Regions from separate parts of the Homo sapiens genome. Here region 2 is linked to region 1. Evidence: chromatin loops called from intact Hi-C (ENCODE). Cell type or tissue: ascending aorta. All regions are shown on one strand. Links, peaks and the distances in the headings refer to the core of each region. The heading gives the core; the rest is flanking DNA. Region 1 overlaps RXFP2 (relaxin family peptide receptor 2). Region 2 has its middle 140 kb from the start of FRY-AS1.

Region 1 (16,664 bases), core at 4,492-12,491:
TCTCAATGACAACTTTATTTTTTATTTTTTATTTTTAGACGGAGTCTTGCTCTGTTGCCAGGCTGGAGTGCACGATCTCAGCTCACTGTGACCTCTGCCTCCCAAATTCAAACGATTCTCCTGCCTCAGCCTCCCGAGTAGCCAAGATTACAGACGTGAACCACCACACCCGGCTAATTTTTGTATTTTTAGTAGAGACGGGGTTTCACCATGTTGGCCAGGCTGGTCTCAAACTCCTGACCATGTGATCTGCCCACCTTGGCCTCCCAAAGTGCCGGGATTACAGGTGTGAGCCACCTCGCCTGGCCAATGATAACATTTTAAACAGCCATAATCACACCCAACATCAGCTATATCAAGAACAGAATCCAGGTTCATTTTGAATTCACTTCCACAAGGTAATCATAAACAAAACCAGATGTATTGTCCTAGATTTGTATGAAATCAAGGAGTCATCCACCCTTGGAAACAGAAAGGTAAAACCATGAGCTAATAAGGTCAAATGGGTAGATGTATTTACTTATTAATCTTTTACAAGAAGGACTTGAGGTGACATGATAAAAATATACCTGCAAAAGGAGAGTTTAAGTATGAGTTAGAGAGAAATCCTGGAACACATTAGAAAGAGGGGAACTAGAATTGAACATTGAACACTCATCTATCGTGTCTACTGGGTCTACTGTTTGCCAGACACTTCACACAGTGGTTATCATTGTTAATCTTTCAGCCAGCCTATGTATGGGCGATATTATCCTTCATGTTTTGGGATTAGGGAAGTTAAATATCTTGTGTGCAGTGGTTTGTCTGGGAAGTGACACAGGGTGGCTTTGAATCCTCCCTCTGACCCCATAGGCCCACCCTTAGCCATTGCACTATGAGACTATCAATCAATTCAGGAATCTGCATTTCAAGGAGCATAAATCAGGACTAGTTAGAAACAATCTTCTGGTGCAGGGTACATAAGAGAAGACCAATGATAGTTGAATAACAGCTGAGTTGAATAAGAAATTAAAGAAAATAAATATAATCGACATTTACAAAAGTATTATATCTATGGATAGGATGACCAAAACAATTCTAGCAATTTAAATGTAAGAGATATTCTTTCAATTTTGAGAGGATACTTTTCAGAAAATAAAGAGACATGTTTTAAGTTGGCTAATAAAATTACAGAAGTCATGTTTTTTTTAAAAAGAGTCCTGTCCAGGTGCAGTAGCTCACGCCTGTAATCCCAGCACTTTGAGGCCGAGGTGGGGAAATTACTTGAGGCCAGCAGTTTGAGACCAGCCTGGCCAACATGGTGAAACCCTATCTCTACTAAAAATACAAAAATTAGTCAGGCATGGTGGCACGTGCTGCAGTCCTAGCTACTCAGGAGGCTGAGGCAGAAGAGTTGCTTGAACTTGGGGGGCAGAGGTTGCAGCGAGCCAAGATGGCACCACTGCACTCCAGCCTGGACGACAGAGCTTGACTCAGTCTCAAAAAAAAAAAAAAAAAATTGGAACTTCACAGAAATTGATTTAAGGAGAGTGTAGACACAGGAATGTCTATAGGTCATCATGACTCATTGAAGGGAATGAGGGATGTGGGCAAAGTGCTCCTAACCACGCACTTTGGCTGAAGGCTAGCATCATGACCCAGAATTCCCTTGGGCGGGTGTGGGAGATGATATTTTTAACATAGCAGAAGGATAAGGAACAAACTTCAGTAGGAACATCATCTACTTTGTGCTGGGCATTTCCTAGTTACTTGATTTGATGTTAATGGCAACTGTGTATGTTTGGCGTTAATATCCCCAAATAAAGATGAGGAAACGACTGAGAACACGAAGGCACGTCTACTTTGGTTCTTGGGAAAATGCTCTTGTGAGGCCTGAGCCCTTCAAGCAAATGCTGCCTTGTAGAGAAGCCCCTCAGGAGACTCTCCTAAAGGAGGTAGAACCTGCTGCTCTCATTAACAAATGATGTCATTTGTTAAAGGGCAGGGGTTGGAGTTTAGGCAACAAAGCTATGTCTGAATTACAAATGCACATTAAGCTTTTAGGATGAGTAGATCATTTCAGCTTGAGTCATTTAGTCCTGATGACCCTGGAGATCCCGCAAGCACGGAAAAGCAGAGCCTCTGGCCCTCTCTGGGGTCAGCCGGGTGTGCTGGTGCACACTTCGGAGGCTGGTGTGGCCACAACCTCTGGGTCTTTTCTGACTGAGGAGGAAGACTCAGAGCGTGGCTTTTGGATGCTTTTCTGCTCATTGGAATTTTGATCTTACAAAAGCAAAAATCATTTTCTCTGCTATTGCTGCAGTAGTGGATGAAAGATTTACTACCGGCAGCTAGGCATAAGACCAGTCAAGTCTGTGACTATTTTAGGAAGACTTCTCCACTGCATGGCACTGGGGTTGGCTTGTTAAACCTGTTCACGCAGGGAGAGGCATACTGTGTCATAGATTTTAAAATCCCTTAATTTCTTGCTTGTAAAGATTTCTATAGGAGTCAGATTTATAAAAATGAGTAGTCCTCCTGTGTTTGGAACATGAACGAGAGAGTCAATATATCTTTGTGTGGTGGCTTAGAAATTTTTTAAGGCAGTAATTTGCAGTTAGAAATATATTTTATATCACAATCCAGCATGCACCCAGCCGTACCCACGCTCCCAACACACACCTACACCCCCACACTCACTCTCACACCCACACACACTAGCACACACCCACGCACACTCATGCCCACACCCACACCCACATCCACATAATGAAAACAAAATTTCCCGAAATATCACTCTTTTAAAGTTATGTGGGATGAGCTTTGATCATTGCTATTCTATCTTATTCAGTTGAGAAGGGATCACATGCCTCTAAGTTGATTTCATGATCCCCTAATGGGATGTGACCCACTATTTAAACACATTCGTTAGTGATAATGCACCTCAGAGACACTCAGACCTGGATTAGAATTCTCTCTGCCACTCACTAGCTGTGTGACCTCAGGTAAGCTACTTAACCTCTTTAAATCTTAGTTTCCTCACATTTATAGTAGAATTAATGAGAGCATCTCCCTTGTGGGTATGTTTTGGGGACTAGACAAGCTGATGCTTATGAAGTGGTGAGAGTGCCTGGCCCATGGTAACCCTGGGTTGATGTCGGCACACAGGCAATTTCCATACAATGTAAGAAAATAGAATGTTAAGAAGGAAGCTCTATGTAAAATGGAAGCTTGCTGTGCCTCAGCATTTCATGATTTTTTATGTGACTTCTCTGAAAGAAATAATAGGGACTAAAATAAAAGCTTCCCCTACTTCTTTATGTTATTCCATCTTAAAAGCCATATCACATGTATGATTTTTATTTTATTTCAAATCTCTTTTGAAAGCTGAAGGAGGACTGTAAATGATAAATAACCAAGGAAAATGTCCTTACAATCTCCTAACAATATTTTCTTAATGTTTAGAAGAAGCGATTAAGCATTCGATTAAAGAGAATTTTGAAATAGAGAGGTGAGGCAATGTGAATAGGATCTTTTGAAGGTGGCATGTGATGTTTCCTTCCAGGGTTTATTATGAAAATAACTATGAGTTGCTTTTTTTTTTCTTCTTGAGATGGAATCTTGCCCTGTCACCCAGGCTGGAGTGCAGTGGCACAATCTCGGCTCACTGAAACCTCCCCCTCCCGGGTTTAAGCAATTCTCCTGTCTCATCCTCCCCAGTAGCTGGGACTACAGACACACGCCACCACGCCCGGCTATTTTTTGTATATTTAGTAGAGATGGGGTTTCACCATAATGGTCAGGCTGGTCTCAAACTCCTGACCTCAAATGATCCACCCGCTTCGGCCTCCCAAAGTGCTGAGATTGCAGGTGTGAGCCACTGCGCCCAGCTGACTGTGAGTTCTTTGAGGGCTGGACCTAACTAAATGCCCATCTCACATATGCAGAACGTCTAGGCGGCAGAGGCAAACAAGCAATCAATTGTCACAAATAAAAGGCATCAAGATGGTTTCCTTTTCCCTAGAAAAAAGATTGAGTTGCATCTAACAAGTGTGGACAAAGAAGGGGAGGAAGAGACTGAACATGTACGAATAGAACCTGCCGACTGCATTTCTTGTCATTCCCCATTTTCCACCCCAGAGTGGCATCTTCCTGAAGACATTTCAAAGCACAAATTTTATGTATAAGGAGAATAAATGAATACAATGTATTCCCCACCCTTTTCTCTCTGTGGCTTCCATCTCTATTGTCTAACTTAATGTCTTACTTGGTGCTCAGTAACTTTTTAAGTGAACATGTGAATTAATGAGCCATTTAGAAATAAAAAAAAAAGGAATTGAAGGAAGAGCACTTTTCAAAATTTAAGCTTCCCAAAGCAGCAGATTTAGGCTGTTATTCTGATGAGAAATTATTTTTTAGTCTTCCATGCACTTCATTTATCATTCCACTCTGTCATTATACAAATTAAATAAAAATTAAGAACCCCTGCTGTACTTGGTACATAGTGAAAAAAGAATCACTAGCTCTCTGTAGAAAGTGTATTCTGTGGTCTATTCTTCCTGCTCTCTGTGGAAGTGGAAAGAGACAGTTTTTACTGAAGCTTGGGGATTATAAAAATGGAGGATGCCCGCATGGTAGCAGTGCTGATGGCTTCTGCAGTGGTTTCCATGGGACCTCTGCCAAACACACAGCTGAGAGGAGGCTCGAACATACGACAGAGAATTGCTCAGTAGTCACCCTTCTTCTGTCTTCTGGTCAATATTCTGGACGTGTCTGTGCCAAGAGATTTTAAAATGACGTTTAGATGGCCTTTTAAAGCCAACTGGATTGCTGCTCAAGGCTATTTTTTGCTCCCCATCAACACTTTCCCTGGATTATTGGGAAACAACAGGTGAGAATCATCTTTCAGGTCCTCAGTTTAAGAATTGATGGAGATATACAAGTCCCTTTTTGCTTTCTCTATTTCTCTGCCAATGCTAGTCCTACATAAAGCTGAAGAAAGCCTGTATCCTCTCAGCCAGATGTTCTGGCTCTAACACCAGGGGCGATGGCTCCAGGGGGGTATAGGCCAAGGAGGAGTGCATCACGCTTAGTGGTGTTTAACAAAAGTCAGACGACCTGGTCACCAAGGATGGCAATGGTGCCTCAGAGGGGCTATAGAAATTGCCGGCAAGCCTTGCCATCTGTTCCAAAGAGCCAACTAACTGCAGCACCAGAGGGAACATTCATTTAGCATCCAGAAATGTTAACTAAGTGCCTACTATGTGCCGCAGTTTGTTGTCAGTCAGCAAAGCAGACAGCGTCCATCACTACCAAGAACTCAGGGGCTGGCATCTCTGAGGGGGGCAGCAGCACTGTCCCGGGCGGCTCCACTGAGAAGCCAAGGAGAAGTAGCTCCATCAGCGGAGTGCACCTGGCCAGAGCCTGCCCCTACTTCTGCGAAGAGTCAATTTTACTAAAAGTCCACCTTTGTTGGATAGATGATTTGTTGTTTGTTTGGAGAAAACTAGGAAAGTCTTTCTTAAAAGGCTTTAATGCTAAGGTAGGCGAAGAGAAATTGGCCTCTTGGTGGTTGTTGTTGTTGTTGTTTTCCAAACTTGGCAATCTTACCCTTTCAGGCAACTGTTTGGTACTCCCCGCCTGGATGGTGTTTCTTGGCCACATCAATCGTTATATTCAGAAGTTTGATCCAGTTTCATTCACACATATTTACCCCACCTCCTTTCCACTTCAGAGATTCCTGCCCTAATGGAATTTCTCCCAACCTCTATTTTCTGTCGTGTTCTTCTGGGACAAAGCAAACACTTCATGCTGGTAAAAGTCCCTCAGGACCCTATCCACAGATTTTTTGGGGGGGAGGGGGCAGAAAATATTACCCCCCTCCTTCTTCAGATGACTGCCTAATGTTTGAAAGACAGATTTGGGGAAATGCTGCCTAACTTTGTGGAACAGAGTGTAGGCTCAATACATTTTCATTTACATTGGAAAAAAAGAGAATTTCAAACTGCCAACCTCATCCTTACCAGGGATGGATGTCAGCCCCACATCCTCCTTGCCTGGGTGTCTTTATGTGGGTCACAAACAGAATGCTGTGGCTGTTGGTGGGTTATAAGGGATTTAAGGGAAGAAGGAAGACTTCTCTTCCAAAAGTATTATTTCTGCTGACTGGTAAACTGCCAAAACTCCACCTTTAGAGATGCATTCTTTTAGGTTAAAATCTTACCTTTCAGTATGTAAAATTCATCTCGTTCTGCATGAGTTGAGAGACTACCTTCTTCCTAAAGCCTGCCTGAGGCGAGTGAATGGAGAGAATGGGCAGTGTGGTGGGTGAAGGGGAGAAGACCATGGAAAGGGGGATTGTGAAGGAGACAGGCAAGGGGAAGCCCGATGGGAACTTGGTTTGAGAAATGTGGAGAGAAGGTGGTACCTTGGTCCCTTCACCTCTCTTTTAATTCTTCTCTGATTCATTGACTGCTATGTCCCATGGAACTTTCACTGGCTGTTCTTCCTCTGAGTGGGAATTATCCCAGATTCTATTCCCATCAACTTACGAATGTACCTGCATCCCAGGCTGCAGTGTATGTTTGGGCAGGACCCACCTCACATAAGCGTGGGTACCATCCACATAGACTGCTCGTGCTGAGTGTGTGGAAACTGCACAGGACTAGACCAGGTCCCTGGATTCTTCTTTTGTGATGCACAAAGAATGAAGATCTCTTGTCTTTCCTATAGTAAAGCCTTCCATCTATGTTCTGTGCTCACCTCGACCTTGCTTTCTCAGACTCTGCATTCATTGTTTCCTTTCTTTCCTATATTGTGTATATATATATAATATATATGTATTTCTTGAAATGGATTTTCACTCTTGTTGCCGAGGCTGGAGTGCAATGGCATGATCTCGGCTCACTGCAACCTCCGCCTCCAGGGTTCAAGTGATTCTCCTGCCTCAGCCTCCCAAGTAGCCGGAATTACAGGCATGCGCCAACACACTCAGCTAATTTTTTTGTATTTTTAGTACAGATGGGGTTTCACCATGTCAATCAGGCTGGTCTTGAACTCCTGACCTCAGATGATCCACCCACCTCAGCCTCCCAAAGTGCTGGGATTACAGGCATGAGCCACTGCACCCAGCTATTTTCAATATCTTTGTCTCTCTATTGCACAGCTCCCATCTTCAAAACAAACGAGTCAACCAACCTAAATCCTGTTATATCTGCCTGCCTGTAAAACTGAGATATACTCTCCTCCCCTTCACAATTAAATTTCTCAGAAGAACCATACAAGTAAGTCAATGTCTCCACTTCTTTACCACACTTTCATTCTTAAATCCATAGCTTCCATCTTGACCTTGCTGCTCCGCTGACATTCTTCTCACCAGAATCACTGTCATCCATTTTGACACTAAATCCAATGGCTCTTTCATAGTCCTCATCTTGCTTGGTTTTCTGCATTTGACACATCCAACCTTTGTCCCCAGGTTAAAAACTTTTTTCCCTCCATATTTTCTAAAAATTCCTTTTCTTCCTCTTTATCTCCTTAATTCATCAGCTCCATTTTCTTTGTCAATACACTGACTATCTCTGACATGCGTTAGATCAGAGGTTTCTAGATTTTTGCATTTCTTAGACCAAATAAATTCAATTAAAGAATTTAGAGAAACCTGTCAAAAGTCACTAATGTTTTAGTTTGTTAAATAAGGATGATTTTAAAACTCTGAGTTACCATATATTTTAACATTGATTTATTAGAAAAGTAGTATTTTAGTGTTAAAAATTAGAGAGACTATACCTACAGAAGAAAAGACAATCTTTTCAAAGGAATACATTTGGCTTTATGAAAAATGTATTCCTTTGAAAAGATTGTCTTTCATCTAATTCATGCTGATGAGACGGTGAAACTTTCATTCCTGACGCAATAGTCAGGACCAGTGTTTTGAACCATGTGTGAGAAAACGGAAATGGGCAATGCAACCAGAATTCTTTAGGGAGGTTAGTCCTCTGTTCTGTGACTCACAAATATTTTCTTGCAGTTTGTCACTTGTTTTTAACTCCGTTTATGAGAGGCTCCAGAGATGGAACTGCCAGATCCTGACTTTAAAATAACTATGCAAACTAAAAATAGAAGGTAACTTACTTGATTTAATTAAGTGTAGTTATCTATAAAACCCCACAGCATATGAGTGAGGTTTTGAAGGGTTTCCCTTTGAGACTGATGATGTCCACTATTACTATATCTATTCATTGTTGTACTGGAGGGCTTAGCTAATGGAGTTAAACAAGGAGAGTAAATTAATGGCATACATATTGGAAGAGAAGACATAAAACTGTGATTATTCATAAATAATATGACTGTGAATATTAAAATAATAAATTATTAGCATTGGTGAATTTTGCAAAGTTTCTATAAAGTCAATTGTATTTTTATATTTCAGCCACAATTAGACAATGAAACATTTTAAAAATCACACCTTTTACTACAGCATGAACAGGGTCATGTATTTAGGAATAAGTCTAACAAAAAATGGGCAAGACATTTATGTAAAGTATATACTATTAGTGAAAGACATTACAAACATAAATAAGTGGAGGACAATATTTTAAAGATGTTCATTCTTTCCCTAAATCAATCTATAGATTCAAAGAAATCTCAATAAAAATCCCAGGAGTATGTGTGTAGGAATGGATAAGTTGATTCTCAAAGGCATGTGGAAATGCAAAAGAACACGAAGAGCCAGGCTACCACTGAAGAAGGAGAACAAGGAGAGAGGACTCATTATCTGTATGGCAAGACATATTATAATGGTACAATAGTTCAGGCAGTGTGATGTTGGTGGAAAGATTGAAAAATAGACCAATGGAACAGAATAGAAAGTTTGGAAGAAGACAGACACATATGTAATCATTTGTACCACAGAGGAGTGAGGCGAGGTGATGCTCAATTCTAGATAGATAATAGGTTGAAATATGAAAGGAGAAACAATACAGTTTCTAGAAGATAACATAAGAAAAAATCTTTATGACTGTGAGATAGATGTATTAAGGAGAATACAAAGAAGAAAAGCCAAATAAAAGTACTAATCATAAAGGAAAAGATACCTAAATTAGACAATATACAAATTAAGAACGTCCTTGTATTTATTTTTTTTGAGATGGAATCTTGCTGTGTCACCAGACTGGAGTGCAGTGGCACGATCTTGGCCCACTGCAACTGCTGCTTCCTGGGTTCAAGAGATTCTCCTGCCTTAGCCTCCTGAGTAGCTGGGACTACAGGTGCACAACACCACGCCCAGCTAATTTTTCTTTTTCTTTTTTGTATTTTAATAGAGATGGGGTTTCACCATGTTGGCCAGGTAGGTCTCGATCTCCTGACCTCGTGATCTGCCCGCCTCGGCCTCCCAAAGTGCTGGGATTACAGGCGAGATTTTTACACAGTGCCTGGCCTGTCTTTTAAAAAAAGTCATCATTAAGAGAGTGCAAAGACAAGCTGCAGAGTAGAGGATATTTGCAAAGGGTCTGTAATTAACAAACGTATAGGTGTCCTACTAATCAATAAAGAAAAATGAACGGTAAATAGAAAAATGGGCAAGAGACTTGAATAGGTACCGAACGAAAGAGGATATCTGAATGACGAAAAACATCTGAAAAGGTATTAAATCTAATTCATAATCAGAGAAATGCAAATTAAAACCATGATAAAATATCACTAAGATTACTAGTATGGGTGTAATTTAAAAATAAAAAACCCAATGATACACTATTTGGTGAGGATGTAAAATCATGCAAATCCTCATACACTGGTGGAGTGTTAATTGGAACAGCTGCTTTGGAAAACAGTTTATCATTATCTACTAAGTTTGAAATTGTGCAAACCCTACGAGTCAGTAGATTTACTTCTAGGTAAATGCCCATAGAAATTCATGCACATGTGCACCAAGAGATTCATACAAGAATGTTCACAGCAGAATTATTCACAATAGCCCCAAGCCAGAAATAATCCAAGTGTCTTTGAAAAATAAAACGGATAAACATTTGTGGAATATTTCTCAATGACATACCATATAGTCTTGAAAATGAGCAAACTACAACATCCAAAGTGATTTCAGATCAAGCAGGGCCAGTGGACAGTTCTCCTTCACTTTTTACAATTATCTTGTATTCAGTTAGGAAAACATTCTTTGCAGCTCTGACTTTTAAGATAATTAAGATACTAAGATTGTAGCATGTTCTGTTCTCTGTATTTCCTATTTCTTTGATGATCATCTCAGAAGTCATTTTTGCAAAAACTTTACTGAGACTTTTCAAAACCACTCCTCAGTACAAACTTTCCCTTTTTTCTACCCAAACCATCTTGCACATACCTCTATGTAATATTTATAGCATGTCATTATTATTATACTATTAAGCTGGTGCAAAATAAATTGTGGTTTTTGCCATTAAAAGTAATGGAATTTATTAATTTTGATTCTCTCAATGGCTAGAAAAGTTTTCAGTTCTTAGTATATAGCAGATGCCTCAAAAATTGTTGTCTGAACTTAATTAACATTTTCCGGAATAGCAATGCCGTTTCTGTAAGTGAGCCACAAAGACCTAAAGCTCCATATGTAGGAGTGGAGAGCACATCAGTGCTTCAGTGATAATCCATGTCAGAAGCTTAGGCCAAACTTGGGCATACATCTGCTGATGATGATGTCAGTGTGGGTTGAGTGCATGTAATAGAAGCATTATGCTCATTTTCTTTTTTTCATTTATCTTACACCAATGGTTCAGTTTTTTTAAGTGAAAAACTTGCTTGGCAACATCTTCTGTTTTTTTTAAGCCATTTTCTAGGGAAGAGGAGCGGTGGCAAAGGGCCTCTCTTAATTTTTCAGCTGGAATCTATGTAGGATGGGGTAAGGTGGCCCATATAATTTTGAGAATCGGGTCACAGCACAGGTAATTTTCTCATGCTTTATTCTTTTCAAAACTTACAATTCACAGGTAAAATGAACAAAAATAACAGCATGTACACAACCCTGTGCTTTTAGGGAGGGCAATTTATTTTTCCAAGTGGTTAATTTTAACTTTAGTTATTACAGTAAGAGTGGCATTTTAAAGTGGGAAACAGGAAACAGCCAAAAAGGAAATGGCTTCAAATAAGGGAACAGAGTTTTCCTGTAACACTCAGTGTAGATTATTATCCTTTTCCTATGTATAAGAAAGTTTACATAACTATCATCTCACCCTCAGATTGAATTTTGAGGCTTTTAAGGGAATACTTTTACAGTGGCTCTTAAGGCAGAATGAAAGAGAATCAGTGTCTTCTACATTTCTTATATACCATGGGTTTACATGAAAGGAAATTATGAGTAGAAATATCTACAGCAATAGATATATTATTTTTTAGCCTGTGGGGTTGAAACAGAATGTCCCAGGCAAGGTGTGAATAACAGAAAAAGAGAGAAAGAGGCAATGACCTATTCAATGTCTACTGGCTGAGCTATAATCGAATAAAAAATTGGATAAAGAAAGCCAGGTGATGAATAAGAAGTAGAATCTGGCCCCAAATCAGAAGAGATTCTTCCTTAGCCATTTGTCTTATGAGTTTATTAATTTCTCTTAAAGGTGGGAGTGGTAATTAACATCAAGTCTGCTCTATAGGTAAACTAGCATATTAATTACAGTTTTTGAACTATACTATTTGTTAAGAAACTTTATATTGATAAGTAGACAATGTAGATTCAGCTATTCCCTTACCAAATACTTAATTTGTCCTCATTGCCCCCAAATTTAAAACACCGTTTCAAGTAGAATTAATGTGTCAAACAATCCAGGTGAATCCAATTAGCAATCCTGATACATACAAAGAATATAACAAAAATTAGCATCTCAAAGAAAAAAAAGCCCATGTATATTTTGGCCAGTTTTTCCAGGTGTATGATCCATTGAACAGGTTTATCAGAATCACCTGGGCTGCTTCCTAAATGTGCAGAGCCCATGACCCACCATAGACCTATTGAATCATCAGGGGCTGGAGTTCTGGAATCTATGTCTCTGACATCATGACAAGTGGTTCTTGGAAACTCGATAATTATGTAAGTATTGTGGATGAAGCGGAGAAGTTATTTGGTATGCCGAAGGCCAAACGCCAGTCAAGGTCAAGGCTATGACTTGAACATGGGTTTGCTGACCCCAAATCCAGCATCCTTGTTGCTCTGCTGCCTCCCGTCTCCTAATCTCTTAACGTTTGTGTAGCACTTTACTTCACGACTCCAGATCTCTGGTGTCTGTATGTTCACCCATATCCAATCTTTGAAAACGGACAGTCTGAAGGACAAAGTCTACCTTCTTTGCTGAACTTCTGGATCAAGGTCATCCATTGTGAGAAAACCCTGAATATGCTCTCACATCATACTCTTCCACAGACACAGAAAAAACTGATACTATGCTTTTTCATGAAAACATTTGGGTTGTAGGAGAGAAAGCTCTCCATAGAACATGAATTCAGAAAAGGCCACTGTTGCGAGAGGACGTAAAACCACTTGTTCTGCAGGGAGCCGGGACTGCAGAAACAATCGCAACTGGGTTCAATGCCAGTTTGAGAAAGGGGCTTAGTGCAGCCCAACTGGCAGAGGCTGGGATCTGCATGAAGCCAAGCATTGGGACTCAGCCCCTGACAAAGCATGGGGTATGGAATAACTCTGATCGCCCAAGATTGTGATTTAAATAATGCTTGCTCATGGCCAGCAAGGAAAGAAGTGGTGATACCACTGCAAATGGGCATGAGATTTGGAACTGGTTCACCCACAGGCAAAACCTCTGAGATGCGACAGTTCAGACCTGAACACTCCCTGGGCTATGTGGAAGTACTTCTGAGACTACTTTGAGGAGCTGTGTGCAGGAGAAACATTCTTCCAACTTTATGAAAATGTCCAGGGCTCCGCAAAAAGGGGGAATTCATACCTGGGAAAGAGATGATAGAGCTTTTTTTTTTTTTAGATGGAGTCTGACTCTGTCACCCAGGCTGGAGTATGGTGGCACAATCTTGGCTCACTGCAACTTCCACCTCCTGGGTTCAAGCGATTCTTCTGCCTTAGCCTCCCAAGTAGCTGGGACTACAGGCACGCACCACCACGTCTGGCTAATTTTTTGTATTTTTAGTAGAGACAGGGTTTCACCATGTTGGCCAGGCTTGTCTCAAACTTCTGACCTCAGGCGATCTGCCCACCTCAGCCTCCCAAAGTGCTGGTATTACAGGTGTGAGTCACCACGCCCAGCTGATAGAGCTTTAAAGACTATTTTAAACTCTGCGTGATTAAAATTCTCAAAGAACTAATGGAAGGAATATATCATGAAATAAGAATGAAAGTTTATAAAACCCCAAACAGACAGCTTTAAACGCAGTTGGAATGATCCAAATAAAAAATATAGTCACTGAAAAAAAAAACAAAAACAAACCTAGCAATTGAATAGAAAATAAACTGGAATCAGAGAAAAGGAGAATTAGTTAAAATTATCTTTCCTTCATCAGACACATTCTATTAACACTGAATTTCCTTGGGCAAATAAAATAGCCATTATGCCACTCGAGAATAATATGGCACAGAACAGTTGGTGATCTGTAGAGGGGCATGGCTAATGGAGATCTGTACCATCATAGCAGAAACCCTTTGGAGAGATATGTTGCAGAATTTATAACATTTTTTAGAATTTTAGAAAGTTAATGCACATGCTATGAACTATATAGTTTCCTACTGACCTGGGGCAAAGTTCCCTAAGCAAACACATGAACATTTTTCTATAGCACAGTGTATGAAATTTTACAATAAGTGCATAAAGAATCTAAATAGCTCCTGGCCAATTCTGACCAGATTTTGTAGGCAAAGGTGATCAACTCAGTTTTCTGAGCTTTCTGGATTTTAGAATTGTAGACAAATCATTGGACCTAGAAAAAGAGAGCACACCAGTATTGAAGTAATACAGAGATACAATATTCATTTGGTGGTATTTGGGCATGTATTCTAGCAAGCAACAGACATGGTGACCACTGGTCGGGCCAGGAGACTGTGGGATAGAGACAAATAATAGAAAGAAGGCAAAGGCCAAAAAAGGGAGACAAAGAAGATCCAGGAAGCCCCTGGGGAGGGAGCTCGGCAAAGACAGGAGGTGATTAGAGACAGGAATACTTAAGGGGGCGAATCTAGGGATAGATGTATTCCAAGGTGGAAATGAAAAGCCAGATGTGACCAATCAGGATGGAGCAGGTGTGAGAGTTACCGAGAATGGGATGTAGCCAGGACAAAGGCAGAGTTGGAGGATATGGGAACTCAGAGAGCAAGAGAGCTGAAGAGCAGGCCCAAGGTGAGCAGAAGGGAGATTTCAGAGGTGAGGACAGCAAGAAGATAGGGATGGGGGTAGGAGGGCGAGACATGAAAATGGAGAAAAGACAGGCCGGGAGAGCATCTGAGACAGATGCCTGCAGAGGCAGGGAGGAGGGGAGAATAAATAAAGATGGGAAGGAGAGGCGAGAGGCTTGAACAGGAGCAAGGGGGCCCGAGTCAGAACAGTGGGAAGGGGGAGGATGGGAAAGGAGGACTAGAACTTTATCAATCACATTGAACATGTTGTAAAGGCTTTTTACTTTGTAATAAAGTTAAATTTTCAATCGCAATTCTTTAATTTTTTTTTTTTTAATTTTGAGACAGAGTCTCGCTCTGTCGCCCAGGCTGGAGTACAGTGGCGCAGTCTCGGCTCACTGCAACCTCCGCCTCTCAGGTTCAAGCAATCTTCTTGCCTCAGCCTCCCGAGTAGCTGGGACCACAGGTGTGCACCACCATGCCTGCCTGATTTTTGTATTTTTAATAGAGATGGGATTTCACCATGTTTTCCAGGCTGGTCTTGAATTCCTGACTTCAGTGATCTGCTTGCCTCCCAAAGTGCTAGGATTACAGGTGTGAGCCACTGCGTATGGCCTCAATCTCAATTCTTTTTACATCTTAAAACACTCAAAAGTCTGTTTATCACATGACTGTTGAATCAGCTGTTTTATTTTCGCTTCGGAGCACTTTTCTGATAACAACATTGACCTTCACTGCAAACTTAATTTTTTAAAATACATGCAAAAACCTGGAAGTACGGGTGAGTAAAGCATATGAGAGGTTTATTTTTTGTTTTTAGATAATTAGGCCTCTAATGCCACTACTACTTCACATGTGAAACAAGCACACTCATTTTACCCAAAGAATGTTGTTATATGTTTACCAAATAAATAAACCAAGCCATTCTGGGCTCTTAAATAGATATGTACTGCTAAAAATTAGTTGCATTTTTTGTTGCATAACTATTTATACAAAATCATTCTTTGCTAATTGAATTTTATTTGGTTTACTATATTCCAGAATAAAAATGTGCCATTTTTCGATACCAACCTATTAGAAAGCAGCATCCCAATTTTGCCTCTAAAATTCACATGGCAGGCAATTTTGTCACTTCAAGTGAGAGGCCTTAAAACTCTTTGATTACATCTGGTCATATTTATTCACAGTAAGATGAACACACGAGTAAGCATCTGTTGTGAGATGTATTTAGCTGGCGTCTTCAGAGATAACACATCTCTAAAGGTTTTAACTCCCATGTTCCCAATCTTTTTCCTCCTCCCTCACAGTGGGCTTCATTCAGCCCGCAAGCAGGTCAGTCTTCGGGATGACTGGCCTGAAACATAATTGATTTTCACAACTATCCACAGCATGAATATAAAGTTGTGAAATTAAAATTCAGATGGAAAACCTTTTCTCAAGTCAGAGTGGCCAAGTGAAACTGACATCCGTAAGAAAGGACCATGCCAGGCATGCCTTGAGTCTGGCCACTAGGGGGCAGTCAAACACTGCTCCCCTCAAAATACTGTTCGGGCCCGGTTTTGGTTAACCTATTTTGGAGGTTAAGCAAATTATTTAAGTAGCAATTGGTAGTTGCCAAGTAGCAGCCTCAATGCTTCATGCTTTTACTTTCTTACATAAGCCCATGTTTTTGATTTGTAATATGGTTCCTAATTTGTCCATTAAGAAATGTTTTTTAAAAGTTTAAAGTTATGTTTAATAACTTTATTTTAGAGATGTTTACTCTTAGAGACAGATACTGTTTTTAGATCTGCCTGTGGCTTTGGAGTTCCCAGTCTAATTACGTTAACGCAAGATAGTTACTAACAATTACATGAATTTTATGGACATATTTCAACAGGTTGAAATTCCACAAAACACAATTGGTAGTTACCAAGTAGCAGTCTCAATACTTCATGCTTTTAATTTCCTACATAAGCCCATGTTTTTGATATGTAATATGGTTCCTAATTTGTCCATTAAGAAATGTTTTTTAAAAAGTAGTTTGAAGCTGGTTAACAGAGATACACAGTGAATAAATTAATGATAAAACACACGTAATAATAATAAGATACATTATGCATAGTTGTCTGTTAGTGCCTGTAGCTTAAGGCAATCACTCATTCCTTAGGCACTCCAGAGTGATGATGGTCAGAGAAGAAAAGACGATCACATAATTTCTAATTTTATGTTTTGTTTAGATCTGGCCTAAGAGTCTATCACAAATATTATTTAAATTAAAAAGACAACCTTTACTCTTAGGCAACTCTAAATGAGCTTTCTTTGGTTACTATGAAAAGCCTTACCGTTTTAATTGTCCACAATTTTGTTGTGA
Region 2 (16,664 bases), core at 5,504-13,503, 140 kb before region 1:
CCTTGTCATAGTCCTACCTTCCTCCCTGCATTGTCACTCATGGGTCAATGTGCCTGGGCCACTTCCCTCCTTGGTGCCAACTAACTTGCCTTATTCACAGTTTAAGCCGGCACCCACATCACAGTCTGCGTTTCCTCAGACTTTTATTTGCTGCAGAGAGTGGTAGAAGAAGGCCGGGGTCGGAGGATCACACCTGTAATCCCAGCACTTTGGGAGGCTGAGGTGGGCAGATCAACTGAGGTCAGCTGTTCGAGACCAGCCTGGCCAACATAGTGAAACCCTGTCTCTACTAAAAATATAAAGATTAGCTGGGCGTGGTGGCACACGCCTGTGATCCCAGCTACTCAGGAGGCTGAGGCAGGAGAATGGCTTGAACCTGGAAGGCGGAGGTTGCAGTGAGCCAAGATCATGCCATTGTACTCCAGCCTGGATGACAGAGTGAGACTCCATCTCGAAAAAAAAAGGAAAAAAAAAAAAAAGAGAGAGTGGTAGAAGAAAGCATCCTAAAGAGGAAGGTACCTATTATATGCAGAGGTAACCAATGAAATTTGAAGGGAAGAGGCTGCAATGTGGGTGACATCATCCTCCTTAGAAGGAATGCTTCTAGAGCACCAGAAGGCCCTTTCTCTCTTGTCATGGTGTTTTCTGAGTTCCAGAGTTCATTTGAGCTTATAATTGGCTGCAGGTATGCATCTATCTGGGGCTGCACACACTGAGGAAATGAAAGAGACTGTGTCTTTCTCAGATTCATGTCTGTATTGCATCAATTACAGTGCCTTCCACAATCTTAATAAATTCCATCATTTAGCCTATAACTTTGGTGTTATTGCTATATCTCAACGACAACACATTTTCTAAGAACACACAGGCAGGCTGCCTGGCTTCAAATCACAGTTCTGCTACTTACTATCAATGTGAACTTTGGGCAAGTTACTTAAGCCCTCCCATGCTTTAATCCCTCTATTGATAATAAGCAAACCTTCCTCAGGGGTTTCCTTAGGATTAAACGAATTATATGAAAAGCCCTCGTGAGTGTTTGGATTATCATTATAATTTTCTTAAATATCTATACCAAAGAGTCAGCATCTTTTCTTGGCAGGATGCAGGGGCAGGCAAAGTGTGGGCTTCCATGTCAGGCTGTCTGGGTTTAATGGCAACTATACCACTCACTAGCTGTGTGGCCTTGGGCAAGTTATTTCATCACCCTGGGCCCACTTTTTGTAATTAAAAAATAAAAAAACACTAGGAGCACTTTCCATGTATAGTTCTGAGAATTAAGTGGCATAAGTCATGTAAAGAGCTAATAGTGTCTGGAATATTAGTAGATATTCAATAAATATTAATTTTAATTAGGCATCAACAAATGCCCCTTATTCATTGGAGAGCACACAATTTGTGAGTGGTTTTCTCACAGTCCACTGAGAGAGGAACATGGGCAGCTGGGCTCTCTCCACCATCCATGTGGCTGGCAGAAGTAGGATGGGATGGAGAGAGGTAGGTCTTAGGGTCCCTGCCCTGGCACAAGCACTTCCAGTGTGAGGAGAATGTGAGTTCCCAGCAGCATCAAGGAGCTGTGGATGGGATCTGTCTGAGCATAATGAAGCCATTCCCAACCTTCCGGCTTCCACGTTTCGCAGGTGCCTCGACCTCTAAGCCCTTGGCTGCACACTCCAGCGTGAAGCTTCTACAGTGAGTTCTTCCATCTGCCTCAGTGCAGAGACTCTGCTTTGGATTTTGAATTTCAACCTCCTCTCCACAAGCAGCCCCTTTGGGCACTGTCAGGATGTGTCGGTCACCCAGCAACTCTAGAATAGCCTTGTCACAGAAAGGGTGCCATCTGCTATCTCGGCCCCAACTCCAGGGCAGCTCTCTACCCTGGACATTCTTCCTGCTGCTCTCCACACCATCTTGTTATCAAGAGCCACGTGGGGAAGCCAGAAAAACGTTATTGTCCTTTAAAGGATGTGATGTGCTAAACCACAAGTTCATGTTACTGCTCTGCAATGGAGCTGACAACCAATTTATAAGCTAAATATAAGACAAAGACACCCTGTATACCCAGAGGAAATGAGCTGACTTGCCTGTGGTTTGCCTGGGGTTCATGGAGCACCCAGTAGGTGGTGGGCCCTCAGTTACCTTGGGTAATGGATCAAACACTGCAGAGTGAGTGAGGAAGATGGACTGGACCACGTATTAAAATATTTATAGGATGTTAAGGGAGACACTCACTCCTTTTGATCATCATACTTGAAAACATTTTCATTTGTTACATATAAAATGGATTAGACTACAGAATTCTGTACAAGGACAAACTGACCATGCATAACCTTCCATCCACTTTCTCCGACGGAGAAAACACTTCACCGTTTTCTCCACCGTCCAATTTCCGTCTAGGTTGTTGGTCTCACACACTCCTCAGTGTAGCAGGCTAAATAGTAGCCCCCCTAAGAGGTCCAAATCCTAATCTCTGGAATCTGTGTCTATGTTACCTTAACAGCAAAAAGGACTTTGCAGATGATGTTAAGGACCCTGAGATAGGAATTTTATTCTGGATTATCTATGTGAGCCCTAAATGCAAGCCCAAGGGGCCTTGTAAGAGGGAGGCAGGAGGGTCAGAGTCAGAGGAGATGTGATCGTGGAAACAGAGGACAGAGTCTATGCGGCCAGGAGCCAGGCAATGCAGTTGGCCTCTAGGAGCTGGAAAAGGCAAGACAAGGATTCCCCTACAGTTTAGAAGGAACACAGCCATGCTGACCCAGTTGACTTCCAACCTCCAGAACTGTAGTAGAAATTTACATTGCTTTAAGCAACTAAATTTGTGGCAATTTATTACAGCAGCCATAAGGAATAAATATGCTCGTGGTAGAAGTATGCAGGGCATTACGTACTGTCTGTTGAAAGTAAAATGTAAAGAAATAATAGATGTCAAAATAACAGATAATGTTAAGCAGCTACTAATCCATGTAGCATTACAAATAAAATAAAAGTAATGAGGCTGGGTGCAGTGACTCACACCTGTAATCCCAGTACTTTAGGAGGCCGAGGCGGGCAGATCACTTGAGGCCAGCCTGGGAGTTCGAGACCAGCCTGGCCATCATGGTGAAACCCCATCTCCATCTCTACTAGAAATACAAAAACTAGCAGGGCGTGGTGGCACACACCTGTAATCCCAGCTACTCAGGAGGCTGAGGCATGAGAACTGCTTAAACCTGGGAGGCGGAGGTTGCAGTGAGCTGAGACTGCGCCACTGCACTCCAGCCAAAAAAAAGTAATGACATCTAGGTTAAGGTTTAAAGTCTCCAATAGTCAATATTAGTATTTAGGGAACTTTTAAAAAATTATGTCTGAATGGGTACAAACATACAGTTAGATAGAAGAGATAAAACCCAGTGTTCAATAGCTCACTATAGGGTGACTATAGTTAACATTAATCTACTGTACATTTCAAGATAGCTAGCAGAGAATAATTCCACTGTCCCTGACATAAAGAAAAGACAAGTATTTAAGGTGATGGATACCCCAATTACCCTTATCTTTATATATTATACGACTGTATCAAACTGTCACATGTACTCCCAAAATATGTACCTCTATTATGTATCAATAAAAAAACTATCAATTTTTTTAAAAACTATGCCTGATCTCAGGATCCAGTGGTTTATATCTTACCATTTTTCTGCTTGTTATGAGTTACTTCCACCTTATTTTTCTTTATTTACATTATTCTCCTTTTATTCACAAGGTCAAAGTTTGTGGTCTAAAATTATCTCTTTTTCTTGTCTTAGAGCCATGCCCTGTGGGGAGAAAGCTCGGCTGTGGTTTTTAGCTCCCAGGAGTCCCATGAGGCTACTTAGTTAAGCAGCTGTGAAGGCTGCTTTCTTTTGAGGGTGGAGTCCCTGTTTTCATGGTGGGAAACAGCTCTTACTCCCAGGGCTATTCAGTGAGCCATCAGACAGCCTTGCTGCCTCCTCTGCCAGGGACATTCTTTTCACCAGAACTGTCAGAGTCACAGAGTGGAGCCTCCTCAGCCCCTCCACGGGAACACAGACAAGGACTAGGGTTTATGGGCCTCACTTGGTGGACAGTGTCATTTCAGATGTGTGCCTGCTGAATAGTGAGTCTTTTAGAACTCAGGGTCATAGGGGCTGGGGATAGGGAAGAACCTTCCTAACAAGATTGTAATCCATTCTTAAAATGTAATTTTAAGAAGTTGGAATGTAAATGTAAATCATAAGTTACCTTCTGATTTTCTTCCAGTCAAAATTACACAAAGACACCTTTTCTTCAAGCTCAGCACTGAATTCCATTTAAACCTTGACTCGAGTAAGTACAAAACATTTTCCCTAACTTGGATACCCTTTCTCCTGCCCATTCTTCAAATATCAAATCTTTAAGGATGTTTCTCTGATTGATCCAGTTCAGAGAGATCTCTCCCACCCCTGCACATCTCTAATTTGTTTTCCCAAGTTTCCAATAATTTATAACTCCAACTTAAAGTCACAATCTAAAAGCCTTAGATAAACCAAGTGCTTGGATCTCAGATCACTTTTTCCCAAAGAAAAATGCAGTAGCTAATCACGGCAGCCACAGTGAGCTGTGCAGGCTGCACACTGCAACTTCAGCAGCTTGCTCTATTATCACTGACACTTACTAAGCGCACGACATGTGCAAGACACTGTACTATGAATATCATGAGGATCACTTGGTTCCTTCAGTCCCCATACAAACCTTGTTATTTTCATTTTACAGGTAGGAATATTGGGGTTCCTTCTGAAAAGAGGTTAGGTAAATTGTGCAAATTCACACAGCTGGTACACATGGATCCCATCTCAAACCCAGGCCTGTTTAAATTAATCATACTAGGCACTTGGAACCAAAGAACTTAACAGTAGGGAGCAATGCTGTGGCAAATAAGGCACAAATAGTAAAATTTAAATATGCAATTATACCAGTCCTTTATACTGGTCTGATTTATATAATTATACTGAATTTTATTAGAATTCAAAGTGAAATTATAGATGAGATGTTGCCCATAGAAGGATTTGTCTTCCAATATTGAAAGATCAATACTAGGTTTCTAATCTGTATACCTGCTTCAGAACAATTCAAAATGAGAAAGAAAGCAAAGAATAAAATATATTCTATGTGAGTTCCTCAAATAAGCCATCAAGGAACCCAAGTATTTACAAAAACTCTCTCAAAGATGCCTATCACAACTTAATCTCAATTCTACCACTCCATGAATTATTTGACCTTTTGAGTAGTTGTTGTAAAATATAGCAAGGATGATAAAGGTGAGAACTGAGGGTAATACCACGTCATATTAAATGTAATTTGATATGGCAGGAAGCTTAATCTGCACAACAAAAAGGTTTATAATTTATGGTGGCTAAATGGCTGATTTAACATGGTGCTTTTGTTCATTATTTGAAAAACTACTGGGAATTAAGACTTTGCATAGAAATGCAAATTCCTATTCTAGTGTTGTTTCTGGGAAAAAAATCATACTGAATGTACCTCATTTTATTTTTTTTCCCTGCAAATATAATTTGCTATAACTTTGAGTACCCCTTGAAGCAAACTTTTGTAAATGTAAATGCCAATAAAATCTATCACTTGACTTTAATATCTTTTGGAGGTATTTTCATTTGCTACTCTCTCTTACTGTACTTTTTGATATCTATTAGCCCTTACTTCTGCTTCATTGTGATTTTTTTAATTCAAATGTCTTTTTCTCCTATCTCCTGAGTCAGCTATTAGATTATGAATTTGTCAAGTTTCTCAAGGATCCATCTTTTATGCAATTATTCACTAAATATCAATAATCTTCTATGTAACAAGCACTTTTCTAGACCCTGTGACCAGTATCCCCAGCCCTAACACAGTGCTTAGCTTAAAAAGATGCTGTATAAAATTTACTGAACAAACTAATATTTCTTACCATGAAAATCTTCTTCAGAAGAAGCAGAAAGATTTGGATAAATATTGTCAAAAATAACATCCAGTTATTCATGAAAATTAGAATGTTTCAGAATATTTTATTTAATACAACATAATCTCACCAAAGGCAGAGTGAAAAATGCTCAGTGATGTCCTAACAAGAAACTGAAGATGCACCTTTAGAATATATTTGCCATTCTGAAGATGTCCAGAAGTGGGCAAAAAGTTCCATGTTGCATGTTGTTCAAGTATGACACTGTTTATGATACTGCTGACTTCCTTCACTGGATCTTTTTTTTTTTTTTGATGGAGTCTCGCTCTATTGCCCAGGCTGGAGTGAAGTGGTGCAATCTCAGCTCACTGCAACCTCCACCTCCTGGGTTCAAGCGATTCTCCTGCCTTAGCCTCCTGAGTAGCTAGGACTACAGGCATGTGCCACCACATCTGGTAATTTGTGTATTTTTAGTAGAGACGGGGTTTCACCATGTTGGCCAGACTGGTCTCGAACTCCTGACCTTGTGATCTGCCCACCTCAGCCTCCCAAAGTGCTGAGATTACAGGCGTGAACCACTGTGCCTGGCCTCTCCATTGGATCCTTGATATACTTAAACCTTAATTAGTTTTTTTTTAAATGTTACTAACTCTAACACCTGGTTACACAGGCTATGAAAGCCCCTTACTATAGTTCACTTACTCTCTCCCCCACCTAGGCTAATCAGAAGCAATATCACTGATGGGCAGCACTCATGAGCCCATCTTTGGACACACTGATAAACACAGAGCATGTCAAATGGCACTGTTCTGAGATCTCTGTAAGAATGTTATCTTTCTCATGAGAAATCATCCACTATCTAATTTTCATGACTACAGAGTAGAAGTCATTCAGCAGATACTGAAGGCTGAGCATGAACCATGGGGCACTCAACCACTCCAAGGATAACACACACATGCTCATTAATACTACTAATATTGTAATTGCAGTCTCTGTTCCTTTTCTGAGCTATCTAGATCTCTCCAGGAACCAGCAAATCGTTTATCTCAGGTGTTGTGAGGACAATTATCTATCCTGCCAGGAGGGCCCATTAATGACATTAAGTGGTTCTTTTGCTTGTATCCATGATTTAAAAAAATTTTTAATTAAAAAATACACGTAAATAGGATGAATTTCTTATGTTCATATTATGTTTTCTGACAGGCATAGACAACATAATTAATTATGCTTTACATATGGAAACAACAGATATTGATATTGTATATAATTTTCTCCTTATGCAATGAAAATAATTATAATATGTGTAATTTTGAATTACACGTATTTGAAAAGAACAGTGAACACTTTTATACTATTTTATTAAACACTGCAAACAACATGGTGTTTAAAATAAATTTAAGCAGAAATTCTTGCTTCTATGTTCTCTCTCAAAAGCTAAATGGCTGATATGTCAGATGTATGATCTCATAATGATACTGAAAAGTAGAAAATAACAGCCACCAGTTTGTTTCTTAACCTTCATATAGAGTTTCACATAAGTAAGGGAAAAAGAAAAAAATTATTTTCAGAATCGGCTGACATGCAGAATTATCTAAGGCCACTGAAACCTAGTATTAATGTATCAGTTTCAGATTAAGATTTAGAAACATGGTGCAACATTGCCAGTGAATTCTATAAGATAAAGTACAAGAGGAGCTGGGCTGGTGAATAATTGATATGTGCCTAAGATTAGAAAAGCTAATTTACAGGCTGTTCCTGTGCAGTAGGCACTATGAAGTCTCAAATGAGCAAGTGAGAGGCCTGACAGCACAACATGCAATTTTACAGTCTTCTGTGCTAGTTTTTGTTTTTTGTTTTTTTTTTCGAGACAGAATTTTGCTCTGTCGCCCAGGCTGGAGGGCAGTGGTGCAATCTTGGCTCACTGCCAGCTCCACCTCCCGGGCTCATGCCATTCTCCAGCCTCAGCCTCCCGAGTAGCTGGGACTACAGGCGCCCGCCACCACGCCCGGCTAATTTTTTGTATTTTTAGTACAGACGGGGTTTCACCCTGTTAGCCAGGATGGTCTCGATCTCCTGACCTCGTGATCCACCTGCCTTGGCCTCCCAAAGTGCTGGGATTACAGATGTGAGCCACTGTGCCCGGCCTCTTCTGTGCTATTAATCATAGAGACCCATGTGTTAGAGAGTGAAAGAGCAGAATGGCCTTCCATGTTAAATTATATGGGTTATATAACTTTGTTAATGAGACAATAAGACAGTGACATGGTGCTCAGGGTCCAGAGCCTTTCCATGTGTGCATCTCACGGTATACTCATAGCTGCTTTGTACGACACTTTATAGATGCGGAAATTGTGCCTCATAGAGCTAGCGGCCAGGCTAAGGTCACCTGGCTGATACAGAGCACAGAATCCAAGCCTTCTGCCTCACCTTCCCCTGGGAAATAATCCCCTTTCATTAATTTGCTTTGGGGATGTTTTTGTATCAATCTTTACTTTCAGACAAACAATACTTTTGATGCATTCAAAACACAAAGCCTCTATCTCCTTCACTTCCCAGCTAAATAGAGTTCTGTTCAATTCCACGAGCAAAGGTATGGAAGGTGTCTTAGAAAGGTATTATCTTCCTTTTATATTTTATGTAGATCAGAAGACTTAATAAGAAATGTAGTTCATAAGAAATTCATCTTCACCTGCTTCTGCCTGTTAGACTACACTCATTTGTCACAGTATTGTCTCAGGACATAGAAACATGCTGAGTAACCAAAGACAAGCCAATGGGGAATTAAGAATGCATATCCAACCCAAAGCCCTGCCACTATCCTGAGGGATTACAAAGCTACACAAGCTTATATGCCAAGTGTCTATTAATATTTAAGCACATAGGAAAGGGCTGGAAACCTGGCACTGCTGCATTCCTTTTCATTTAACCTCCTTTCAACTCTGGGTTCCGTCTTAAGGAAATGAATTACTGTATCTGATAGCAATGTTCTCCAAATGCGCTAGGCACTGACAGGAGGCTTGGCATCTAGGAGAAGGCCTCATAGCCTTTCATTTGTGCATGCTATCAGCAGCCATAAGTGGAGTCACATGCTTGAGTGCCTGGTGCTTAGTAGAAAATTTAACTGTTTCCTCATTTTACAAACATTTTATGGTCTGTTCACTGGCACCTCCGAACAAGGAGTTCAGTAGTAAAAAAAAAAAAAAAAAAAAAAAAGGCCATTCTTCAACATTCCTAAGCATTTTTAGGCCTCTCCAGGTTGACTGTTCTCAAGGAATATGTAGGCAGACGACTGACTATCTGCAAAACTCACTCAGGCAGGGCGATGTACCAAAGCACTAGCATGCATTATGCACTGCTACAGGCATGCACTTTGAACAGCAGAAATACCACGTTAAATTGAGCAACATCTTGAAATAGCAACAGGAATTATTTTTAATATGATATTCAAGTGGGAATGATAAAATGCCATTTATCTAATGTCCGTGTATCGCTATTTCTGTTCTTCCCCTCAGTCATCTTGCAAGAATGAAAAAAACAAAGGGCTCAAAGATGGCACTACCAGTCTGGAATGCATGACTGGCTTTAAGGGAAGAAAGATGCATCTGGAAGTTAGAGAAAGGGAAGCAGAATCCAAAGTGGCTGAAGGAAGTAGTGACAAAGATGGCATAGCAGGGGCGTGAGGAGCCTCCTGAGCTGCAGCTTTCAACGTTTGCTTGACTGTGATCCACGATGAGACCTGCTTTCTACACAGGGCCCCAGGACCTACGGGATACATGCAAATGGGTGACCTGTGTATGTGCATGGATGGATTTACATAAATACAGACTTATATAAACAGACAACTGAAAAGTTTCATGAAATAACACTTAGCCATACTAGGTGTAAAGCACTCATCTTTCTATTTTGAGACTGAGTCTCACTCTATGGCCCAGGCTGGAGTGCAGTGGCATGATCTCGGCTCACTGCAACCACTGCCTCCCAGGTTCAAGCAATTCTTGTGCCTCAGCCTCCCAATTAGCTGGGATTACAGGTGCCCACCACCATGCCCAGCTGATTTTTATATTTTTAGAAGAGATGGGATTTCACCATGTTGGCCAAGCTGGTCTCGAACTCCTGACTGACCTCAAGTGATCTGCCCGCCTCGGCCTCCCAAAGTGCTGGGATTACAGGTGTGAGCCACTGTGTCCAGTCTTGTTCCACTACATTCTCTTTCTATGTCATTAAAAATGATGATTATACCCCACCAGTGGGTCACAGTCTACCATGTGGAAATCAGTGCTTGCAGCACTTAAAGTTTCTATTTATTATATTAACTCTAGAGGCTAAGTGTTAGATTATGACATTGTTCATTCTTTGGAAAAGAAGATTTTATACATCAAAAATTTATATATAGTCATCCCTTGGGATTCAAAAGGGATTGGTTCCAGGACCCCTGCAGATACCAAAATCCACAGATGCTCCAGTCTCTGATATAAAATAGTGTAGTATCTGCATATAACCTACGCACTTCCTCCTGTACACTTTAATTCATCTCTAGATTATGTATATTTAATACAATGTAAATGCTATGTAAATAGTTGTGATACTGTATTGTTTAGGGAATAATGACAAGAAAGAAAAGTCTCAACATGTTTACTACAAACACATTAAAAAATCCATTAAAAAAATAGACATTCGGCTGGGCATGGTGGCTCATGCCTGTAATCCCAGCACTTTGGGAGGCTGAGGTGGGTGGATCATGAGGTCAGGAGATTGAGACTATCCTGGCTAACATGGTGAAACCCCGTCTCTATTAAAAAATGCAAAAAATTAGCTGGGCGTGGTGGTGGGCGCCTGTAGTCCCAGCTACTCAGGAGGCTGAGGCAGGAGAATGGCATGAACCCGGGAGGCAGAGCTTGCAGTGAGCCAAGATCGCACCACTACACTCCAGCCTGGGGAACAGAGCAAAACTCCGTCTCAAAAAAAAAAAAAAAAAAATATATATATATATATACATATATATATACGTATATATACGTATATATACATATATATATACGTATATATATGTATATATACATATATATACGTATATATATATATATATATATTTTTTTTTCAATCCACAGTTGGTTGAATCCACGGATGAAGAACCCAAGGATACACAAGGCCAACTGTATGTGGAAATTTTAAAAATATTTTTCTGGCTGGGCACGGTGGCTCATGCCTGTAATTCCAGGACTTTGGGAGGCTAAGGTGAGCAGATCACTCCAGGTCAGGAGTTCAAGACCAGCCTGGTCAACATGATGAAACCCTGTCCCTACGAAAAATACAAAAATTAGCTGGGTGTGGTGGTGTACACCTGTGGTCCCAGCTACTCAGGAGGCTGAGACAGGAGAATCGCTTGAACCCGGGAAGTGGAGGTTGCAGTGAGCTGAGATCATGCCATTTCACTCCAGCCTAGGTGACAGAGCAAGACTCTGCCTCAAAATATATGCATATTTTTTTCCTGCAAATATTTACTTATAATCAATTTATATCAATAATAATTTCCTAAAAGAGATGAATAGAAATAAAAAGTTAATGTACTTGGAAGAAACTTGTGGAACTCAATGACAAGGATTTCCCCCTTCACTTACAGGCAAACAGACGATGGCTTACATGACCATGCATCTGGGTCGACCCATGATCTGAGCTCAGCCCTGCAGATGACCGGAGGGGCTTTACTCCCTCCCTTATATGTGCCAACATTTGGAGCTCCACAGGCCTAGGAAGAGTTGAGTGGAGTCTTTCTCCCATGCCTCTAGTCGCACCCACTAGATTACTTGGAAGCAGAGAGATCTTTTTGAAATAAAGTGATCTGAATCCCAGTCCCTTCCCTCTCAAAGTTATTAACATACCTTGGCAGAGGCTAGATGGAAGAAAGGACGGAGGTGCCTAAGGGAAGAATCCCCCTGAAGGCAGGAGGAGATGGGACCAAGGGAACTGCCTCTATACCAACGGCTAGACTTTCAAGGGTGTATTAGTCTAGGTCCATGAAGTGCTTTATTCTAGAATCTGCTCCAAGGCAGATGCTGGTGGGCAGCAGGATGATGCTCTCAGACAGTGTAGGTGAAATGAGATAGCCAGGCAACTGGTGCCCTTGTGACAGAGCTCTTGCCCTTGAGGAACCACTGCAGCCTGGGGGAACCAGCAGGACCTGGTCCAGTGCTAGTGCCAGTGAAGCGGCATTGGCAGTTGAAGTGGCCGTATTGTGCCACTTCTCTGTAGTCTTGTTGAGTTTCAACAAGTGGCAAGACTGGACCTCTGTCTTCAGCCCTGGCAGTAATGGAACACCAGGACCAGCAGGGTTGAGGGGTTCTTCCAGAACCTCATCTCCATGGGACGGTCAGGGCATTTAATTCCCTTAGGACATGGTCGCAGGAGCAAGAATGTTATCACTCAAGGGGCCAAGGCAGCCTGGCTTTCGGAACTTCTTGGTCTCCAGCCTTTTCCAGCAAATACAACACAGAAGGAACCATATCATTTTCCTTTTAGGGAGCAGTATGTGACTCTCTGCACCAAGGTGCATGGACAACATTACAGATTTGCTAGAATCTTTGCTATGCTGACAGAGGCAGGCAGGGCTGGTGTCAGCAACATCTGGGCCAGCTGCAGATTGTGCTCCATTAATAGCACAAACATCAAGACTGACTTCAAGACAAAGATGAGCACCTTTGTGATTTACTGAATTCATCAGGAATGGGTCCCAAGTGGTGGTATTATGACTGGATGGCCTGTTTAGGGTTGTACTTTGAAGAGTAGGGGTACACTGCTTGTCCCAGTGAACCTGGAGTCTCTAGTTTCTTTCCTTCCTGTTTTCCCCACTGATTCATTTATTAGCAAATATATATGATTAATTATGAACAAAATACTGTCACCATACAGCTTAGACTGAGTGATTATGAAATGATTAAAGAGAAAAACAGAAAAACCTTGAGCAACACATCCAGAAAAATGTTTATGGGTGGAATGTGGGAGGAATTATAGAGTTGAGTTCATCCTCAAAACAGCTCTCTTCTGCCAAAAACTAGATCAGGATATGAACTTAAATCCATTCTCATTTGTCAGAGCCCAAGAAACAAGATTAGAGAGAAGCAGCCTTACAGAGAGGGAAGAGGGAGTCACAGACAGAATAGAAACAGAAAGGGAGGAGAGAGAGAGAGAGGTGGGGGTATTCTTGGTGCAATAAACAGCTGCAGCAGGCATCTCACGGAATGTTTTAAAATCCATGTGGTGTATAAATTGATACAATACAAGAACTTCAAAGCAAGCTAATGACGACTAGATTCTTTAAAGTCTGAATCTGAAGCAATGTGAGAGGGAAGCATCTCAGAAGCCTGCCATAAAGGATGCAAGGAAGCTTCAACTCTGCCACAAAACGAATGAGACCTGCAGAAAAGGATCAGCAAATGTGAACCATAAACAAAAAGAGTTCTGAGCAGACTGGGACACTAAAGAACACTAGGACAGTAAGGGATGGGGACTTGAAGGAAGAGACAGTCAGTGTAAGGTGGACCATGATATGTGATTTGCCTATTATTAGGGGAAACATGATTCGGTCTGTCTCAGCTAGGTCTTTACTTTTCTTTAGGAAATCTGAGTTAAATTCTACAGGTAGTTTTATGCATTCCCAAATTCCTATTGAGGTACAGGTGCTCAGACAGGGCAGATCTGATCAGAAACATCCTGGCTTTTCCTTGTCTGAAGGACCATTACATATGGTGCTGTGGAAAATACACCAAAGAATAAGAAATTGACTCTATCTCTATCCCCCGCCCCACACTCGAACAGGAAAAGTGAATACTTTATATAAATGACAACAATAAGATGTTAAAACCAGTAAGCCCCATAAAAGAAACATAGATAAAGCACTGTGAGAATTTGGAACAAGAGCAAATGATTTCTGGCTGGAGATGGAGGCAGGGAGAATTTTGAGGGCAGAGGTTTTGTAACCAAGAAAATGTAGTGCGAAAGCTAAAAGCCTGGGCTTTGGAGCAAGAAGCTTGGACCTGAGTCTGGGCTCCTCCATCTATTGGCTCTGTGACCTCAGGCAATTCACTAAACTTCTCTGAACCTTAGTTTCTGCAATTGGTAAGTGCAGCCTGGAACAATGAATCACTCAAGGGTTACAAGTATCCACCTCCTGAAAGGACACAGACCCATGCACCTGATAGGCATGCTCAATTAGCGTTAGCTGCGATTACTGTTATTACAGAGGAGGCATTTGTCAAGCCTAGCCCCAGAGGCCATGGATGATTTTGGTTTGTGAGATGAGGGCAGGGCTGTGACAGACAAAGCTACTACAAAGCCATGGGATGAGAGGGTATGTGATGTCGCTGTTCTCTCATCTGTCCTCTCCACCCTCTTGCCCTGTTAAAGCAAATGCAATGATCTGGTTGGAATGAGAAGTGCTGTGTGTCCTTACATGACCTCATGGCAGCTTGCTCCTCCCGCATGTGTGAGCATGTGTGAGCAAGGGAGAGGGGGTGAGGGGTGAAGAGAAAAGGCTTAACATATTCCACTCTTTGTGCACACGGGCATGCAAGTCTTTAGTGAGATTCCTATTATGGCGGTGCAGCTCAATCGGCCGATTCCCATAATGCAAAATTTAATATGCACTTTACGCTTCCTGTTTTATCTCTGGGCTCAAACAGGAAATAAATGCTCATTTGCATAGCATCCCCTTTAAACCTACACACTGTGACCCTATTATGTTGGAATCTGACCGGCAGGGCTCACTCTTTCCCCCCAAAAAGTTACAGGCTTAGAACAAGTGAGTTTAAAAAGCTAGAGTCCCTCACATTCCAGAATCATGTTCTTAGAGCCTTCCAGTCAAGTTACAGTTTCAAACGAGTGGGAGTTTCAACAAGGCGACTGCTATGATGGCTATCAACCTGAAGAGACTGTGATTCTGTGAGTTTGGAAGTTACCTTGTGAGTTCAGTTAACACAGATATGTCATTTGTTTCTGAAGGACATGTGATGTCAAATTAAGATGTCTCTTCATTTCTCTACCTTCCCCCTCCCCTCCCCAAAATATAGGTCTGGATAATAATCAGAGCAATTAAGAGTATTTCATGAAGACCTTGAAGGCTTTTAATTCAATTCAATTCATATTTACTGGGTGTGCATTATGTGTATTTAGGTCATGAATAGAGTCCTGCTAGGGATACAAAAGTGCCCATGATGGCCTCTAACCTTTCATGTTTTACAATCTATTTGCAGAGACAAGACAATTAAACACATAAAACAAGATATTACTATGCAACACTGTGCCAATCACTTAATCTTTCTGTGCCTTGGTTTCTTGATCTATGAAAAGATGAAGTTGTTTTACCTCATAAAGTCATTGTGAGGATTAGCTGAGCCAGCATGTGCAAAAGCCCTTAGAGCAGAGCATGGTGTGGAGTATTAACGATTAATTATTGCTATCCTAGTTGTCAAGAGGATTCAGTTTTAATACCTCAGCATGGCACACACAACCATTCTGCAGACTCATCTCCCATTGCTCCTCAACAGATACCCAGGTGCCAGCCATATCGGACCAGTGCAGTTGCTTTTCTTTCCTTACCCTGAAGCAACATGGCTTTAGAGGCTGACAGACATGGGTTCGAATCACAGTTTCACCAGTGGATAACACATTAATAACATAACTCACACTTTTCACACAAATGTTTATTTGTCTGTCTCCTCAACATGACTTGGAGCCTCTTGGAGGCAGAGACTTTTGTTTAATTCATCTTTGTACCCCAGAGTGCCTAGTGCTCTGAAATTTGCTCAGTAAATGTCTGTTGAATGAATGAATGAATGAATGAATGAAGTGCACTGCTAGTAGCAGGAACATCACAGGGAAGTGAAAGCACAGGGGTGTGAGGGTCTGGCTGATGTGTGTAAGGGAGTCTGAGGACTAATGTGAAAAGCTAGGTGAGAAGCATGTTACTGAGAATCATGCATCCCAGGCTGGGTTCAGGATTCAAAACTGAGAGCAATGGAGAGTCAGAGAAGTCTTCCAAACAGGCCAAGAGTAATGAGGAGCTAAGCCAAACTACTGGGCTGACTGCAGGAGGGGAAAGAAAGGGCCAGGTCTAGGAGACATTGAAGAGAGAGACAGTAGAAGTTGGTAATTTGATAGATATGGAGGAAAAATGGAGTCATTAACTATGAAGTGAATGACAGTGTCAGGAGAAAGTTTATGGAGAAAGTTGAAGAGTGTTCTTCATAATAAATCTGTTTTGTTAGCAACGCAGTTCTTTAAAAACTTTCTTTCCATTTATAAAAATAACATACTTCTATTCTGGAAAATTTGGAACAGGCAGAAAAGTATAAAGAAAATTAAAATTACTTGTAATCTGGCCATCCAGAGAAAACTGTTTCTAACACATTGCTGATTTTCATTTAATCTTTTCTCAGTGCATACACATATATTTAACACTGCTATACCATTGTTACAAATTTATACAATGACACATTATACAAGGTGCCAAATTTACATTGAACACATTTTAATAAATATTTCCATTTTAATATTCTTCAAACTCCTAATTTTTAATGTCAGCAATAATGTCAGTATTGGTGAACCATAATTTATATAAATAACTCCTTATAGTTGTTCATTTGGGTGATCTTCAATTTTTCACTACTACAAATAATTTTGCAGTGAACACTGTGGTATACAAATCTGTACTGGCATTTCTAATTATTTTCTAAGGACA

The links. A loop is a pair of places that touch in the nucleus more often than their neighbours do. Peaks named below come from ENCODE experiments on the same cell type or tissue, not always from the same donor. Only the 100,000 strongest peaks of a DNase experiment are listed, where the experiment ranks them.
Region 2: it touches region 1 in a loop (2.6-fold over the local background); 1 of 110 quality-filtered maps calls a loop at or near these places.

The regions. Positions count from the first base shown.
Region 1 is chr13:31,741,456-31,758,119 of GRCh38, reverse strand. All of the region lies in intron 1 of RXFP2 (relaxin family peptide receptor 2), which reads right to left. Among named protein-coding and RNA genes, the nearest start is that of RXFP2, 10 kb to the right of the region's middle. In ascending aorta, for the core only: no CTCF peak of the experiment used is centred there; a DNase peak (open chromatin) is centred at 7,913.
Region 2 is chr13:31,883,855-31,900,518 of GRCh38, reverse strand. It overlaps the pseudogene EEF1DP3. Among named protein-coding and RNA genes, the nearest start is that of FRY-AS1, 140 kb to the left of the region's middle. In ascending aorta, for the core only: no CTCF peak of the experiment used is centred there; DNase peaks (open chromatin) are centred at 8,919, 9,289 and 9,650; H3K27ac peaks cover 5,274 bases.